Linked DNA regions of Mus musculus: region 2 is linked to region 1. A link is a loop called in an ENCODE intact Hi-C map of the cell type or tissue named here. Cell type or tissue: left cerebral cortex. All regions are shown on one strand. Links, peaks and the distances in the headings refer to the core of each region. The heading gives the core; the rest is flanking DNA.

What was found. Peaks named below come from ENCODE experiments on the same cell type or tissue, not always from the same donor. Only the 100,000 strongest peaks of a DNase experiment are listed, where the experiment ranks them.
Region 2: it touches region 1 in a loop (2.7-fold over the local background); 7 of 42 quality-filtered maps call a loop at or near these places.

What each region holds. Positions count from the first base shown.
Region 1 is chr5:23,757,543-23,760,454 of GRCm38, reverse strand. Pus7 (pseudouridylate synthase 7) reads left to right here. Exons shown (of 16, transcript NM_178403.5): 7 at 156-233. Among named protein-coding and RNA genes, the nearest start is that of Pus7, 25 kb to the left of the region's middle. In left cerebral cortex, for the core only: a CTCF peak has its summit at 1,560 (motif pointing right); DNase peaks (open chromatin) are centred at 330, 1,020, 1,566 and 1,982; H3K27ac peaks cover 838 bases.
Region 2 is chr5:23,507,055-23,509,966 of GRCm38, reverse strand. It overlaps Srpk2 (serine/arginine-rich protein specific kinase 2), which reads left to right. Exons shown (of 16, transcript NM_001359173.1): 16 at 2,247-2,912. The coding sequence ends at 2,431. Among named protein-coding and RNA genes, the nearest start is that of Kmt2e, 74 kb to the right of the region's middle. In left cerebral cortex, for the core only: a CTCF peak has its summit at 1,324; DNase peaks (open chromatin) are centred at 1,122 and 2,460; H3K27ac peaks cover 262 bases.

The DNA.
Region 1 (2,912 bases), core at 235-2,734:
AGCAGCTGTGGCTGTTTTATTTTGCACATTCTCTTGTGTATTTTCCTCAGTAAAGTTTCTCCTTAAGTAGTGTGTGTATTTTGAGACTTAAGTTATTAGAAATGTGCTTTGGTTATGGTATGTGACTTCACATTGCTGTGTTTGTGTCTCATCAGGGTAAAGCCAAACATATTCTCCTATATGGGAACCAAAGACAAAAGGGCAATCACAGTCCAGGAGATTGCTGTTCTCAAGTAAGTGGAGTGCCCGCCCAGACTGACAGTGCACAGCCTCAGCTCTGCTTTAACGAACTTACCGCTTTCAGCTTTGCATGGTCTCTCTGCCTTTTAAAATCTTGTAGACGTATTTATTTTCTATGTGTGCATACATACGTATGTATGAACAGACAGTGGCACATTTGTGGAGGTCAAGGACCACTGGAAGAAATCCGCTCTCTCCTGCCCTGTGCCTCCTTTGGATTGGACTCAGAAATAACAGCAGATGCCGGTATTTGCCGAGCCAGCACAGCTTCTGCCTTTTTGTAGATGTTATTTTCTACTTCAGTTTTTTCATCCTGAATCTCTCTCTGTTTCCAAATCTATCAAACATGGTTCAGATTTTGTTTGTTTGTTTGCTTTTGAGTAATTTAAAAAGCCATTTGTGATAGAGACAAAAGAATTCCTTTCTCTCACTTATTAAATATTATGTCCTTTAACATTCACCTAGGAAACAGTGAATAAGAGCTTTTGCATGTAGCAGACATACAGATGGAAGGATGGTATAAATAGATGCCGTAGAAGAGCATTAGATAAGCAAAATCCCCGAGACTCAGACAAATATCACATCTCCCCTTGCTATACGCAGTTTAAAGTTGTTTCTGTGTGTGTTGGGGGGGGGGGGTTGTCATGGGAGGGAAGGAAGACATCTCAAAAGGAAAGACAGGAGAAAAAAGAGAATGTAGGCATATGTGTGACAAAAATGTAGAGATGGAGACGATGTTAAGAAGGTTTGGAATCTCAGCACGAGTTGGGTAGGCAGCAGGGCAGAAGGCATGAAATGACACCCATGTATAAAAACAACATAAGGAAATTTGGTCTCTGTATGCAAAACTAAAGAGGGAAAGATGGAAAACAGTAAAAGTGGATTCAGACGATTAAAGAAGGGAAGGACGAAGGGAAGAAAAGGCAGGCAAGGAAAGAAGGTGGTTGAGGGAGGGATAGAGGGAGGGTGTGTACACCCTGCTGTGTACTCTAGTCCTTTTCTTCCTTGACCTGAGGCAGTGGCACGTTGTCATAGCAACCCCCTCCATCCCATCACTGAGTAAACATGAAGATGCTGCTTTGTTTGGAATGGGGGCAGAGGAGAGGAGTTGCTAATTTGGGGATTAAAAATATAATAACTTAAAAACAAGGTGCCTTTAATCCCAGCACCTGGGAGGCAGAGGCAGGCAGATCTCTATAAATTCAAGGCCAGCCTGGTCCACAGAGCAAGTTCCAGTACAGCCAGGGATACACAAAGAAACCTTGTCTTGAGAAAAAAAAAATTAATTTAAACTGAGGCACTGGGCTGTCTTCCTCGGCCAGCAGGTGTCAGGCTTGATCAGTGTATTGCCTTGTCCCCATGGAGCCTGTTTTCATTTTCCTGTTGATTTTGGGAGGAGCTGCAGTCTAAATGCTGGCCTCTTGAAAGCACATTGCACTTATCTCAAGGATATAGGCTGCAGCCTGCATTTGCTTGAGGGATCCACATGGTGGGTGAGCTGGCCTTTCCCCTGAGGAATGGTGAGCAGAATGGACCTATGCTGCCACACAGGGATTTTAATTATTGCCGGGCTGATCAGTCCTGGGAAAAGCAACTTCTCTTTCCAGATTCTTGCAGCTTTGATCTACTTCGTAATCTCAAACTGCCTTAACTCAGAGCGACTCGCTTCGTTTCCTGCCAGTTCCCATCTGAGCTTGGGCCAGTATTTCTCTGTTTTACTAAAGGCTTCTGTGTGGCAGGTTGGTTTGTTGGCCCTTACTACTTAAAAACAGGCTTGTCACACATGAATTCCCCAGAGTGGGTGGACAGTGTTAACAATGAGCACCTTTCCCTTTAAGAACTAAATACAGCTCTGGGCTTTGCTGCACACATGGATGCAGAGGTGGCTGTCCATTATGTATTGGGGAAGAGGATGTTATTCGGCTTTTAAAAAATGTGAAATACCAGTATATCCTACATTGTAATGAGCTTAAGATTGTTGCATTGTTGGGGATGTTGTCACAGGCCAGTAATTCTGCCGTTCTACGGAGTGAAGCTGGGAAATCGCAAGTTTGAAGCCAGCCCGGGCTACACAGGATGACCCTGGCATTTAAAAACAACAAAAAATTACACTAAGTCAGACATTTTTAAAAAACACTGATTTCTTTTCCATTTATGGGGAAGTGTGTACATAAAAAGCAAATTGCCCATCACAGGGGCTGCAGGGACCATTAGAGGCTGTGGAGCCGTTGCTGCCTGGCTGGGATTTCTTTCTCAGGTGGTGGAGACACACTGCACACATTGTGAGTCCATGCTGAAAACAGCAAGCAGGCTGTTTAATGTTTTTTAAAAAGGACAAAGCTGGGCACTCGCCTTTAAACACTCACTCTCAGGAGGCAGAGGCAGGCAGATCTCTGAGACCAGCCTGGTCTACGTAGTGAGTTCTAGACCAGCAAGACTGTATGTATAGTGAGACCCTGTGTTACAAAAGAAAGAAGAAAAAATCAGCCATCAGGCTCTGTCCTGGCACTCGTAAGATGCCGTCGTCCAGGGTCAAAGCTGCCGTCCAGGGTCACGGGCAGCCAGGCTGATAACTTGGTTCTTTTGGCCCCTATCTTTTGCTTTTGCTTAGTTTTATTTTATTTGTTTTTTTTTTTTTCTGTTTCTGCTCTGAAACCCCGTCCTTTCTCCAG
Region 2 (2,912 bases), core at 122-2,621, 250 kb after region 1:
TTCTCTCTCTTATATCTAGTAACTGGGGGTAAAATGGGGGGGGGCAGTGAAGGGTAGAGAAGAGAAGAACCCACAAAGCAGCAAAGACCAGCTACACAGCTTAGCTCCTAAGACTTAGTTAATTAATTAATTAATTAATCCAGGCCTTCAATTGGTCAGCAGGGAGAATGTGCTGCAGGCAGGGTCCATGACCTGAGTTTAACCCCCAGGAACCAGGTAGAAGACGACACCCACAGTTTCCTGACTTCCGTGTGCATGGTATACATGTTTCTACACAAACAAAACAGACATGTACAGATTTCTTTATTAAGATGCTGGAAGGGTTGAGAGCACTTGGTGCTCTTGTGGAGGACCTGTGTTTAATTCCTAGCACCAACGTGGTGGCTCACAACTGTAATTGACGTTCCAGGGAATTCAACACACTCATCTGGTCTCCAGGGGCCCCAGGCACGCGTGTGGTGCACAATTATGTATGCAAGCAAACCGCTCACACACATAAGACACATATTAATAAAAACCTTTAAACATTTAATGAAATTCAATTGAAAATGTCAGAGTGCAGTAAAGAAGTTTCCATGAGACAGTATAGACTTCTGATGTGAGGGCCAGCACCCTAATCCTCTGAGGTGAGGTAAGATTGCGAGGAGACCTTGCACACGGAGCGTGGGCTTATAGGAAGTGAGTTTTAAAGAAATACTGTAGCTCCTTGCTGACATCATCCCAGGGTCTTGTACACATCCTAGATGGCTGGCCTCAAAATTACAGTGTGATCCTAATCTCCTCTGTATTCCATATTGGAGGTTGTTTTAAATCTGACCTTCTGTGCAGCCCTGTTGGTATAGGATCCGATCACTGGAGCTCACAGGCTTGGTGCTGGCCCTGTTCCGCTCAATGTATGGGTTTCACATTTTAAAAGATTCAAGATTTCCCCATCATTTCAGTTTTACAACTGCACAGCCTGGGTATGACAGAGCTTTAGGAACATGAACAGAAGCCTCTGAGGGTGTACTGTCTTTGGAATCTCTTGGAGGGGTGGGCATGGTCCTCCCTTGAAGCTCTGTGTGTAGGTTGACTCTGAAACAATGAAAGAGGAAACAAAGAAAAGAGCCCGGAGCAATTTGAGCATGCCTACTTGCGCACTCTGGCTGAGGCAGGCAGTACCAGAGCAGTGCGCAGGCGGAGACCAGAGAGCTGCAGCAGAAAACAGTGGTCACCATAGGCTGTGTCCATGCTGTAGCTGGCTTTAGGATTTATTTTCTGTGAGTGCATCGTATATGTGCCTGATGCCTGCAGACATCAAAAAAGGGAATCGGATCTCCTGAAATTGGAGTTGCAGATGATTCTTAACCACCAGGTGGATATTGGGGACCGAGCCAGGATCCTGTAAGAGCAAGGAGTGCTCTTTTGATTTTGGTTTGTTTGTGTTGTTTGTTTGTTTTTGTTTTTCGAGACAGGGTTTCTCTGTAGCCCTGGCTGTCCTGGAACTCACTTTGTAGACCAGGCTGGCCTCGAACTCAGAAATCCGCCTGCCTCTGCCTCCTGAGTGCTGGGATTAAAGGCGTGTACCACCACTGCTTCTCCCCACCCCTCTTTCCCCCCCACATTAGAACATTTTAAGGTTTTATAAAAAACTGTCCTTGAGGTCATATTTTACTATAAATGAATAGAGATAAAAATTCGTTGTTTTGGGTTGCTAGTAGCTGCTTGAGGCTATTTCTTAAATTTAGACAAAGTAGAGTTCCTATGCTCTGTAGGTGTACTAACCGTGTGCCTGTTAGCCCTGTGGAGCCAGTGGACAGCACAGTTCAAAAGGACATGTGCACCATCAGAAAAAGTTAGATTTGCATTGAGGTAGAAGCACATGTGAAAACACAGCAACAACTTCAAATAGCCTGCATCATCCAGGTATCCTAAGCCAGTTTACAGATGGCGGCGGCACCACGAAGCTGGAGTGTGAGCAGCTCTCCAGTGGGAAGCAGACACTCTCAGTGCTTTTGCAGCTCAAGAAGCACAGAGCTGATTTATTTGTTCAGACGTAACCCATTTACACTCACCTAGCGTGCTTCGACTTGACCCTTAGCTCTTCAATGAGACTTGCTTAGGGGAGAAAAGCTAGCGTTCTTTGTTGTAGCCAATGGTTTGAGAGGTAAAATGTCTGCTGCAGTGAGAAGAAGCCTGTCTGGCTCAGGTCATCCTGAGATGTGCACTCGTGGAGCGTCTCTGATGCTGTACTTCTCTCTCTCCAGGAGAACTGCGGCACATCACCAAGCTGAAGCCCTGGAGCCTCTTTGATGTACTTGTGGAAAAGTATGGCTGGCCCCATGAAGATGCTGCACAATTTACAGATTTCCTGATCCCAATGTTAGAGATGGTTCCAGAAAAACGAGCCTCAGCTGGCGAATGCCTTCGACATCCTTGGTTGAATTCTTAGCAGATTCTACAAATATAGCATTCTGAGCTAGCAAATTTCTCCCAGTACATTGGACCTACACAGTGGCTCTCATTCTTTAACAGGATTACCAGTGAGCTGGCTCCACCCTCAGACCTTTGTAGTGCTTTGAGGTACTGTTGTTTGACACTTTGCTTCCTGTGCACCATGGTCCTGGGGAAGGCTGGTCTTTGTCTTCAGCTAAGTAGTTTACTGGCCATTTTCTTCTGGAAACAATAACATGTCTCTAAGCATTGTTTCTTGTGTTGTGTGACATTCAAATGTCTTTTTTTTTTTTTGAACGAAAAATACTTTCCCTTTTGTGTTTTGGCAGGTTCTGTAACTATTTATGAAGACATATTTTAGCTGAGTATTATATAATTTACAATCTTAAGAAATTATCAGTTGGAACCAAGAAAGAGCAAGGAAATGTACAATTTTATCGTCTGGCAAAGGGAAATCATTCCTGTATTATACTAGTGTA